Regions from separate parts of the Mus musculus genome. Here region 2 is linked to region 1. The links are chromatin contacts, found by Hi-C or POLR2A ChIA-PET in ENCODE. All regions are on one chromosome and are shown on one strand. Each heading gives the region's core, a stretch centred on a gene start or an enhancer-like site at or near the end of the contact. The rest is flanking DNA. Distances are from core to core; before and after follow the strand shown.

Region 1 (6,274 bases), core at 2,642-5,141:
ACACACACACACACACACACACACACCACATGGGAACAGTTAGAACTGGAATTTAAACCCAAGTCTTTCTGATTTTTAAGTCCTGTGTCTTTGGCCCTGTGATGAGGCCTCCAAATGAGACTACTTATTAACTTTGAGCATTTACTATGTTGGAAGAAGAGCGCTTGCTTCAGTGTCTTAGAACTTCTATTAAGCAATTGGTAAGTTGGTGAGACGACGATTGTGAGGTGTGGAGAAAAGCGAACACATGTATACCTCCATGGGAATGTGAATTGCTGCGCCATTATGAAAAACAGCATGGTGGGTCAAGGAAAGGTTAAGAGTAGAACTTCCGCACTATCAGACAGTCGTAGTATATACCCAGAGGAAATGAAGTCAAGATCTGCATTTCCACATGCATTGAAGGATTATTTGCAGTAGCTTAAATATGGAAATACCCATCTGTTAATGATAAATGGATTAAGAAATTATGGGATATGTATGTATGTGTGTACATACTCACTTATGTGTGTGTATGTATGTACATGCCTGTGACTATTATGGGGTATGTATTTGTGTGTACATGCCTATGAGTATTATGGGATATATATGTGTGTATGTACATGCCTATGACTATTATGGAATATATATTCATGTCTGTATGTGTGTGTATGACTATTATGGGATATGTATGTGTGTGTGTACATGCCTATGAGTATTATGGGGATATGTATGCATGTGTGTATGTATGTGTATATATGCACATGCCTATTAGTGTTATTCAGCCGTATAAAAAAGGAATTGTGCCATTTGTGATAGCATGTATGAGTCTGAAGGACATTGTGCTAAATAAATAAGGCAGAAAGGAAAGCCAAATACTGTTTATATGTGGAATCTGAAAATGTCAAACTCACTGAAGCAGAGCGCTGAACCGTGGTTGTCAGGCCCTGGAGGAGGGGGAATGGGCAGGTACCATCAGCTGGTTCTTAAAGTTGAGGTGAGTGAGTTCTAGGGGTGCGGTGCCCAGCAGGGTGGGAGGTGGTATATGTGCTAATGAACTTGACTGCAGTGATCGACCCAGGATGTATATGTGCAGCGAAGCCTTATGGTCCGTGAATGGGTTCGGTCTGTGCCAGTTGCATATTTTAAAAGGACCACCTGTGGTTTAAAGTCATGGGTTTAGAAATTTGTGATTTTATTCTCAGATGTGTTTGATTTGGAGGAATTGGATGAGCAAAATGGTTGGTGATCTGTGCTTCATCGTTGAGAACTGGGATTTGAGAACCCCACCTCTCCTGTGTCTCTGCATCAGCCAAATGAGACATTCTAGCTTCATTGCATTCCTTTCTTCCCACAGGCCCTGAGCTAGAAAAACACAGCAGCCGGATAAAACAGTTCTGCCCCGTGCTCACAAACCTTGTTTTCTCTGCCAGGACATTGTCTGCTTCCAGCGTGGGAAGCTTGCCCATCAGAGCCTTTTTTGGTTCACAGGTGGGTCCCAGGGTTTCCTGGTTGCTCTCCAGGAGACCTCTTACTAAGCTTGGCGGGATGGGACGTCCTTGAGGGTCACTATTCGGGATCCTTAGGTCATCGGAGGAGGATGAGCAAAATGGTCGGTGGTTTGTGCTTCATCGTTGAGAACTGGGGTTTGAGAACCCCACCTCTCCTGTGTCCCGTGTTCTAGATGAGCACTCTGAGACAGAGTCCTGTGCCCCTGCACAGCGAGTCACAGTGGCCCGTGAGTGGAATCCCGGGGTTTTCTTCTGTCTCTTTTCTACAATGCTTTATTTCCCTAGCTTGGGAATGCTACTTGGATTGGATGGATGCTACTTCCTTGAAACTCACTCAGGGCTCACTTCCTTCTTGTAATTACTTCCCAATTTGTCTTCCCAGTTCCTGCTGTCTATTTTCTGGTCCTTTGATAGCATTTCCTTCTTTGTAGGATGTTGGAATGGTGACTTTATTTTTTTTTTCCTGCTATGGTTTTGCGCCCCATTTTCTCTGCATATTCTTCTGTGCCCAGGGCTTTGATATAACACTTTTGAACTGTTTTGAGCTTCAAACACTCCATTTGCCTGCTTCTCCAAGAACGAAGTCTAGATTTGCTTCATGTGTCCCTGACTCTATCCTGCCTCCTATTCTGGTACCTTCTCTGTCTGTGGACGGACAGTGTTACCTCCTCCCCATCTCCAGAGTTGAAATACTACCTACATGAGGTGGGAACCGGTCCGGGTTTCTCCTTTGATATCTTTTTCTTTTTTCTTTTTGGATATCTTATTTATTTACATTTCAAATGTTATTCCCTTTCCCAGTTTCCACTCCTCAAACCCCCATCCCATCGCCTTCCCTCTGCTTCTGTGAGGGTGCCCCCCCCCCGATCGCCCTAGCATTCCCCTTCACTGGGGCATCAACCCTTCACAGGTCCAAGGGCCTCCCCTTCCACTGATGCCATCCTCTGTTACATGTGCAGCTGGAGCCATGGGTCCCACCATGTGTACTCTTTTGGTACCTTCATTCCTTCCAGAACCTGAGTTCTCCTTTCAAAATGATCTTGACTTTGTCTTCTCTGTCTCCACTTCAGTCAACCTTGTTAGCTGCCCCCAACAGTAGTCTACTGGCTGGTGTGCGATGCCCACTCTTGCATCAGGCAGCTCTGTGATGCTGGGGTACTCTGCTCTTGTCTGCCTCGCAGAATGCGTTTCATTGGAGTCCATCTGGATTCCTCTACTTCAGCTTGTTCCTCTTCTCTGCCTTCCTTTGGGGTCATATTGGCTGGGTATTGAGAGGTGTATTTGAGGGTGGCCTCTTTTCTCTTTTATGTTCTTTCAGTCTTGGTGACTGACCCCAAGGCATTGTCGTGAGCACACCCAAACCTTTTCTGCGATTGCACCATCGGTCTCCCCTCCTCCCCTAAAGCTTTTCTTTTTCCCCACAGTCAACTTCTGTCCCATTCTTTCAGGTTTCAGATGTCGTTCCTTTCCCCACCCTGCCCCAAATAGTTACCTGAGATATAGTCTGACATAGCAACCTGTTAATGTCCTTCTTTTCTCTAAGCAGAGTGAGTTCCCACAAAGGAACATCTTATGGTTGGTACACTGATACATCTTTTGCATGTAGCGTAGGGTCCGGCATATTGTAGGTACTGGCTCTCATGAGATGTTTGAAGTGAGCATGCACTCTCTCTCTCTTTATTTTCTTAGGCTTGATGATTGACCCCAGAGTGTACGTCTGCTTGTCAAGTGCTCTACCAATGAACTCTTTCTTCCTTTTTGTAAAAACGTGTTTGTTTATTTGTTCTGTGTGTGAATATGTATATACCTACATGAGTTTATGTGTACTGTGTCCTGAAGGACAAAAGAGGGCATCTGCTTCCCCTAGAATTAGAGTTACAGGCAGTTGTGAGCTGTCAGGGGGTATCAGGTGTGCCTTTCTAATCCACACACTGACACTGTAACTTATCTGTTTCTCAGGTTTAGGCACCATCCTTTGGTGCCAGCATTTAGTTTGCTTTCATCCCCTCCTGCCCCTTGCTTCTCAGTTCTCATTTTTTTGCCAGCTGTAATCATATTGTAATTGTACTGTAATTTGGATGAGATCAATATCCAGTGTTTACTTTATTGCAACTGTGGAATCTTCTCCACAGATGAACCGTTTAATATAGTTTGATTTACTTTTGCCTCTCATGGTTAGGTTGCACGGCCAATATTGACTTTTTTTTCATTGTTAATCTTTGATATAGTTATGAATAATTCAACCTCAAATTCTATACCAGTTGTAAATCTCTCTTCGATATAACCAGCCACACAGGGATTCTGTCAAGGTCATCTTTGGAGGAAGAGCCTCTGGAACCTTCCATTGCTCTCAGGGCAGAGAATGGTTTCCACTTAGCACCTTCCTGCCAGCTCCTTTAGGCTCTGTCTTGTAGGAGGGCCTTGCTATGTGTTGTCTTTCCTGTTGGTTGAGTGTTCCATGGACACATTTCCCAGGGCCTCACAGAGGAAGGCTGGAGTTGCAGAGATGGAAGAGACACGTCTGAAAATGCCTTCCTCTTCCTGGATTTTAACTGATGACCTTGCACTCAAGGATGTTTCTCCAGCTAGTTCTTGACAAGTTCTATGCATCAGACTCTGATCTTCTGTATATAAACCCTTTCCTCTGGGATTTTGTGGGCTTTTCTTTTTGAGTCCTGATTTAGATCCTGTTAACATGTGGAAACATTAGCAGATCCTTCGCTCTGGCCGGCCTTTCCTTTTCTTTTTTTAACTGTTGTCCTTGGCTGACCTGGAACTCACTGACTATGTAGACCAATGGTTCCCACGCTTCCCAGGGCTGTGACCTTTTCATATATTCCTCATGTTGTGCTGACCCCCCAGCCAGACATCATTTTTGTTGCTACTTCATGACTCTCTTGTTGCTACAGTTAAAATTGTAATGTAAATATCTGATACTCTACCCTGGGAAAGGGTCAGTCAGACCCCAAAGGGGCTGAGGACCACAGGGTGAGACCCCCATATAGACCATGCTGTCCTTGAACTCCCAGCAATCGGCCTGCCTCCCAAGTGCTGGGATTAAAGGTGTGCACCACCACGCCTGACCACTTTTTTTGGGGGGGGGGGAGAAAGTTTAATTTGGGGAGCAAAATAGCCTTTAATTCTAGAAAGAAAAAAAAAGTGTTATATGCTGGGATTTTTTTTTCTTTCTCTATCTCAGCTTGTGAATACTTCTGTCATCTGATATTGGCTCCCACACTTTGCACGATTGCTCTTTGATCTCTTGATCCAACTTAATGAGCATACCCGGAATTGGATGGCTCAAGCCTGCTGGTGACTTTAATTTCTGCCGCAGTTTGAGTTTTCATAGTTTTTTTTTTTTTTCTTTTTGGTCCTCCAAATGCTTCTTGCTTTGTGTCTCTTTTTGGTAATGTCTTTTGTTCTCGTGTGGATGCATTTGTCTCAGATGACCAGTCTGAAGATGTGTTCGTTCCTCCCTCCATTGGCGTCCCCTCCAACCCCCGAACCCCGACTTTTATCTAGAGAATTTTGCTGATTCCCCCTGCAGTTCCAGGCTTCCTTCACCGTGACTTGGCTGCACCGTTTGCTGTTAGAAACCCTCAGTGCTGGTATTTTTAGCTCTTTATTGCCCTCAGCTCCAGCTATTTATGAAATACTTCAACCAGAGTACAAGAGGCGAAGAAGAGAGGGAGGAGGTGGGCTGTGTGTGTGTGGGCTCTAGGCACTTGTGCAGGCTTCTTCCTGCCCTTAGCGTGGACTCTCTAACCCTTCCAAGGATGGAGGACTCATGTTAGATTTCTATGAGAAAACAGAAGCAGTTGGAGAGCTTGGTAGACATCTTGGACTGTCTTATCTGTCCCATCCCATCCCCTGTCACATCCCCCCCCCCCCAACAACCCACCAGGGTGGGAAAGAGAGAGGGGGGAGGGGGGAGGAATATTAACTGAGACAAAGAGGGAGAGGTGATATGTTAAATAGTCCCAGGATTTAAAACAAGAGATAACTGATTTTTAGTGGAATTTGGCTTATCCTTCTGCCCTCTGCCCCACCTTGGCCTTCAGTTCTAGAAGAACCTGTGTGGTTGAAATAAACTTGCCTCTGGCCCTTCCTCATTTAGGATGGGACTTCTCCAGTGCCTAAGCCAGTTGCTAAGTGCCTGTGTGTTGTCTTTCAAGCACAGGTCCCCATGTCCTCTGCCCTTGTTGGTTTATGTCCTGGTAGTTGAAGACTCACTGAAGGAGTGTCTCACAGAAACAAGCTGGGACTGCTGCTGAGCAGGCATGCAATCACACTTCTGTGCAGGCCCTGACTCCATTTCACTGGCTAGGGCTCTGTTGAATTGGGAGGAGAGGTGAGTGGAGGCTCTGGGCCGTTCCTAGATTGAGCCCCAGCTCTGCAAACATGCCCACTCTCTCCGAGCCTCTCTCCTCCCTGCCTTAAGACCAAGGACATGAAGCAGATGAGTGCAAGTCTCTCTTTATTCACCAGGCTTATTTTATTTAAGGAAATTAAGGTGCTCTGTAATTGAACATTAGCACAGGGAGCAGAGACCTACTGTAGTTGACAGAAGAAAACATGAAATTAAAGTTTTCCTCATATTACTCAATGCACTGATTCCAAAAACCCTTCAAGTTTTAACTAAAATGGCAACCCATGGTTCAGGAATCAGGAACTTGTAAAAGGTTAAATATTCTGAAGGTTCCCCCCACCCTCCCCGCCTTGGGCATTGTTAGCTGATGGCTAAGCACACTGGATTCATGTTCTCAGTACCCGGATGAAGTTTA
Region 2 (6,274 bases), core at 2,487-4,986, 45 kb after region 1:
AGGCTAGAGCATCATTAACTTATATCTTCAAGAAAGTACTCTTACTGGCTCTTGCATACTGACCATATTATCAGTGAGTTGGGAATTAATTATTCCCAGGAGTATTATTAAATACCAACAGCACATCCAGTCAATAAAGATACTGAGCCCTTTCTAAAACTCGCTAATAGAATTTTTAATGAATTAAGAAGAAAGACCTATTTAAATTATTCAGTTTTGAATAAACCACTATCAACGTCACTAAATTTTGCAGTAAAAATTTATTCATTTAGTCATTCAATATTTATTAACCTGTGTACTCAGTGGGGAAATAAAAAAGACTGCATCTCAGATGTTCACCCTCAAGGCCAAAGGTGGTACAGTGTCCACCTCTGTGTCCGGTTGCTATCTGTGCAAGTGATGCTGGCTGACTGATGGTCAGAAGTCTGGGAGGTGCGATGGAGTGTTTGGTCAGTCCTACTGTGCACACAGAAGAGCTGCCTGTGAGTCAGGATTACCCTGATAGTGCTTTCAACATAGAAAGGACCACACCGTATGGTCCTTGATCCTGGATAGAACCTTAGTGTGTCCATGTAAACCTTACAAAGATAACATACTATATACCTAGATTGTTTTTGCAGGAAGTAGTAATATTCTTCAGCTCCTTTGTTCCCTTCACCCTGCTTCCTTGAAGCCATTCTCCCATCACCACTGTGCCATCCACTGGTACCCACTCTTGTAAATGCCTCCTTTAAAAACGCAAACCAGGCAGGCCATCCCTTTCCAGTCTAGTGGAATCTCTCTCCCATTACTTCATCTGCCCCATTGTAAAATGTCACAGGGTAAATGAGGAATTAATTTCAGTTGATTTATTTAATAATATTTACCCATTTAATGTTTCTGAAATTCTCTTGGGAAATAGCAATGAAAAGATGGCACAGTCTGTGTCCCCTTGGGGCATACGTTCTAGTGAGAGACAAGACATTGATTAAACCATTGCACAAATAGCTCAACCATTAGAATATGAGACATGACATTTAAGGAAAGGGAAGGTGCTCTGAGCTAGGGAACCTCAGCAGGCAGGCAAGGGAAAATCCCGACGCTTTACCATGGAAGGTAAAGGAGACCCTAGAAAATGGACCCACGACACAAAGATGAGGGGATTAAACACTGAAGCCCACTGTGAATGGGTGCAGCGCCATCAGCCTGAAATCTCAGCTGCACAGGAGGGTGTGAAGCAGGAGGATCTGGAGCTCAAGGCGGTCCCAAGTGTCACAGAAGGAGCCTCAGCCCCATCCCAAATGAGCAAACCAAAGACATAAAAATGTGAAGGAATGGAGAGAAACTGGGGGCTGCATCAAGATGGAGTTGCTGCTTGCCTACATCATCCACAGCAGTCTCCGCAAACCTGCAAGGTTAGATAGACTGTTGGTCCTGTCTTTTGGCAACTAAGTATAAGACTTTAAGCGAGTGGTTACATTAACTAATTTCACTGGAATATGTTACATCAAGTTAGTGCAACAAGTATCCATTGGATTGCTTTTCCCGGTGTTGCAGGTTCAGAGCAAAACAGACTTTTCCTTCTGGATTATGGTCCAATTAAAGTTACTGATAGTGTACCCACAAAGATCTATTATGTTACACATGTATGCCATTATATTATGGTACTTTATATCATGCAATATTAGAATTGTATAGAACTATAGCTCTCAACTTTAAAGTCTTAACATTTTACACTCAATAACATGGGCCTACATAATGTTCAGTACACTAGACCTTAAAACTGTGCACTAAAACTTAACACATTTAATAGTTTAAATATGACCAACAATAAACCAAAGAGTGCTAATTAAATTAATACTGAACCATGTTAATATACATTCGCATATATTAATCTAGAATATGCAGAAGAAATGACATTGTTTTATCTAATTTTTAGGTCTGTGCAAGAGTAGATAGCTGGATTTTCTTCTTTGCTTATGTCGTAGTAAATATTGGAGATTAGCAGCTCTTACAAAGGTTTACTTGTTTCCTTATGCAAAATGAGAGAAAAAAAAAAGGTCACATTTCCTAACATTACCTTCAGTCTCAACAAAAAGTCATTATTAGGAAGCAACTGGTCAGTCAGGATGCAAACAAGTGTGCTGCGTTCTTATACTTGCTTGAAGTTTTAGGATATAGTCATTAATGGCAAGTATGTTTTCTCAACAGTATCTGTCAGCTACCTAAGTCTCTATAATTATATTTTAGTCAATTTCAGTGGCATAGAAAGAACCCTTCCTGGTGCACAGGGATATTTGAGGTCACAGTTCAGAAGCGCTTTTCCCAGGGACTTCGGGGAACTCTGATGTGGAGATAGAGAACAGTGCTTTACGAGAACTTCTGTCTTTACACAGCATGTTAAAGAGCTGGGAGGTGAGTGTGCCAGGTGGTGAGGCTCTGCAGGAAGGGGAGAGTGTGGCTAGGGACTGATTGCAAGCGCAGTGGGGTCACTGTGTTCAGCAAAGCAGTGGTCTTCACCCTTCATTTTTGTCTTAGTCAGGGCTTCTATTCCTGCACAAACATCATGACCAAGAAGCAAGTTGGGGAGGAAAGGGTTTATTCAGCTTACTCTTCCACATTGCTGTTCATCACCAAAGGAAGTCAGGACTGGAACTCAAGCAGGTCAGAAAGCAGGAACTGATGCAGAGGCCATAGAGGGATGTTACTTACTGGCTTGCTTCCCCTGGCTTGCTCAGCCTGCTCTCTTATAGAACCCAAGACTACCAGCCCAGAGATGGTCCCACCCACAAGGGGCCTTTCCCCCTTGATCACTAATTGAGAAAATGCCTTACAGTTGGATCTCATGGAGGCATTTCTTCAATTGAAGCTCCTTTCTCTGTGATAAGTTGACACAAAACTAGCCAGTATGATTTTGTTTTAAACCCTTTTTATTTTATAGATATGGGTATTTTGCCTGCATGTATGTCTATACTACAAGCGTGTGTGGTGGAAGAGGAGGGTATGGGATCCTCTGCAACCACAGATGCAGAGGTTGTAAGCCGCTATGTGGGTGCCGGGACTCAAACCCAGGTCCTCTAGGAAGAGTAACCAGCACTCCTAACTACCGAGCCATCTCTTCAGCCCACCTCCATCACTCTTAATCACTGACCTGCAGATGTTAACACTAGAAAGATAAACACCATCTTCTAAGTTATGGAAATGTTCTTGGCCTTTCAGAGACCCTCCCCCAAAGGGTCAGGAGTCTTCAGAGGTGTGTACAGCACGTATGTACTGACTTAGAAAACAAAGCCGAACTAGAATTTGCATAGGTGGTTAGAGAAGGATGGGGGGAGATTACAAGAGCAAGAAGATGGCAGTCAAAACCCTGGTTAGAAAAAGTAAGGTCAGACTGGATAGTTAGAATAGGGAATAACGTGTTTATAATCTGTAGGTTATAGTCAGATCAAGAGCCGTGTTACGTACCCAGCAGGGACGCCCAGGCTTTCCGTGAAATCACTGGGAGCAGCTGAAGGGTTTTGTCTCGTGTGGGACTTGAGCATGTTTGTTTAGAAGTGTTAGTATGGGGTGAACTGGAGAGCAGTGAGTATGTAGTGTGACTTGTGATTCAGCCACTGAGAGCCCAGCACAGGGTGGGTGATACCCCAAGGGTCCTGAGGGTTGGGGAGACAGCTTTAGAAGGAAACTTGAGATGAAACTGGAGCCAGAAAGGTCAGAGGTTATCTGCACTGTATTTTATCTCCCCAGTCCCTCCTAAGGGCATTGTTAGAGAAACAGACACAATCTGGGCGTTTCTGTAAAAGGTCCCCATAATGACTTTGTCCTCCCAGATGACTGAGAATGCTTCCTTCTGATAACGCATTTCCTCTTCATGCTCCTGCCAGAGGCTTCCAGCCAGTGTTCATTACTAGGGTCCAACAGTTGAAGTTGTCCCAGTGGCTAGCACATTTTCTTCCACCCGCCTTCTCTGGCCCAACCTTTTATCTTTATTGACTGTTCATTATTGTTCCTGCACTCACTCTCCGTGACAATGACATGCCTTCTTTTAGCGGGTTGCTCCTGCCGGGCAGCACAGCAGTTCAGGGTTCATACTGCTTTTGCAGAGCTCTTGGGCTCCTTTCCAGAGCCCATGTCAAGTGGCTCGCACTCCCTCTAACTCCAGCCTCAGGAAAGCCGGTGACCACTTCCGGCCGGCCTCCTAGAACCCTGAACGTACATGTAGAAACCTACACTCAGGTGCACGTGCATTTACATAATAAAGAATAAATCTTTTTTTTTTAAAGTGTTTTTGAAATATACCGAATGGAAGGGCAGAGTACAGTTTAGTGGTAACCTTTATAGCCTTAGCATACTTTCTTTATTTGGGGAACAGGACCTTCCACTTTAGTACTTTATTTATTTATGGAACGGGACCTTCTTCCACTTTAGTTCTATTTTCCTCAAACTGAAGACAACTAACGTGTCTGATACCACATACTAAAACACCAAGGCTCAGTTTCATAGAAATTCATCAAATTTAACCTGGATTCTACTTCAAAGTCAGCTAGAAGCAGTGAATGATAGAGTGTTACAGTGCCCACTAAAGGCAGCTCATAGCTAGGAAAGGCATGAGAGAGAGAGAGACAGAGAGAGAGAAAGAGAGAGACAGAGACAGACAGAGAGACAGATGGAGAGAGGGGAGAGGGGTGGTAGGTATGAACACCCAGGGATGACAAGGTTCAGGAAAGGACACATTTAAGTAGAGAGCACCGATGGGTCTCCCTTACTGACCTTTGTCTGTACCCCAGACTTTAGGCTGATTGTCTCAGCAGAGAACACGGTCTTTTCGCCATGGCGCTAATCCTGAAAGGATAACATGCATACACCAAGGCATGTGACTGATTGTCTGCAATAGAGTTGGGATTTGAGCCTAGATCTCCTGGACCCCAAAGTCCTCATTCTTTTTTCTCCTTTTGGCTTCCTAAGTAACAGTATGCAATATCTTGTTTTAAGATACCAAAAATGCCATATACTGTGAGAAATATTCAGGCATAAAAGCTTAGCCACTTTTAAGAATGTGTGTGTATATGTATATATGAATATGCATATATATGTGTGTATATAAACATACATATTCATGTGTCTGTTTATGTGCACATATGTATATATGTTTATGCATGCATGTGTGTATATATGTATATTCATACATATGTATATATATGCATATGCATACATATATGTGTATATATGCATGTATTATATATATATATATATATATATACACACACACACACACATGAATGCACACATACATATACATACACACACATATATACACAACTCCTAGCCATCTAGCCAATCAGCTGCCTTTAGTGGGTACTGTAATACCTTATCATTGACTGTTTCTAGCTGACTTTGAAGTAGAAGCCAGGTTGAATTTATTGAATTCCTATAAAACTGAGCCTTGGTACATTAGTGTGAGATATCAGACACTCCTCAGCTCTTGTCAACATATACACACATAAACATATATATTTAAATATATACACACATACGTATGCATGTGTATCTTTCTGTGTGGGTGTATGTGCATGTGAAATCAGGTGCCCAGAGAAGCCGGAAGGCATTGGGTCCCCTGGAACAGCATTTACAGATGTTTGTGAGCTGCCTGATGTGGATGCTGCCAACTGACCTGTCATTTGCAAGAGCAGCAAGTGCGTTGAACTCTGGCTGTCTCCCTGGCTCTATTGTGAGCTTGTTCCTTTGGAGCATTTAATTCATAGACCATTTCTAACAACTGAGTGAGGTTTTATGAACTCTCATTTTTATTCTTCCCTGTGATGCATTTTAAATGCTTTCCTGCCATTGTCATAAATGAGTCGTTGGGACTGGGTGTTGTGGATCCCATCCCTGCACAACCAGCAGCACTTCTAAGACGGCCTGAGTCGAAGGGGGAAAGCAGTATCTCTATGAGTCTGACAAATACAGAGATGGATGCTTGCAGCCAACCATTGGACTGAGCACAGGGGTGGGGGGGTGCTCCAATGGAAGAGTTAGGGGAAGGACTGAAGGAGCTGAAGGGGTTTGCAACCCCATAGGAAGAACAACAATATCAACCAACTAGACCCCCCCCCACCCCCCAGAGCTCCCAGGGACTAAACTTTCAACCAAAGAGTACACATGGAGGGATCCATGGCTCCAGCTGCGTATGTAGCAGAGGATGGCCTTGCTGAGTATCAATGGGAGAAGAGGCCCTTGGTCCTGTGAAGGCTCCATGACCCAGTGTAGGGGAATGTGAGGGTGGGGAGGTGGGAGT

The links. A loop is a pair of places that touch in the nucleus more often than their neighbours do. ChIA-PET counts read pairs that join two places held with the same protein, here RNA polymerase II (POLR2A).
Region 2: a map of heart shows a loop between it and region 1 (2.5-fold over the local background). The contact joins two enhancer-like sites. A Hi-C loop is called at or near these places in 1 of 37 maps with a recorded cell type or tissue (heart). POLR2A ChIA-PET finds 5 or more read pairs at or near these places in 1 of 5 experiments (Patski).

What each region holds. Positions count from the first base shown.
Region 1 is chr15:95,832,085-95,838,358 of GRCm38, forward strand. All of the region lies in intron 1 of Ano6 (anoctamin 6), which reads left to right. Among named protein-coding and RNA genes, the nearest start is that of Gm17546, 5.2 kb to the left of the region's middle. Within about 2 kb of position 3,892, at least 1 of the 3 ENCODE cell types and tissues checked has a DNase peak (open chromatin) inside an H3K27ac peak, as active enhancers do; it is heart, where a contact is called at or near this core.
Region 2 is chr15:95,876,980-95,883,253 of GRCm38, forward strand. The region is part of intron 2 of Ano6 (anoctamin 6); the gene reads left to right. Among named protein-coding and RNA genes, the nearest start is that of Gm41389, 32 kb to the right of the region's middle. Within about 2 kb of position 3,737, at least 1 of the 3 ENCODE cell types and tissues checked has a DNase peak (open chromatin) inside an H3K27ac peak, as active enhancers do; it is heart, where a contact is called at or near this core.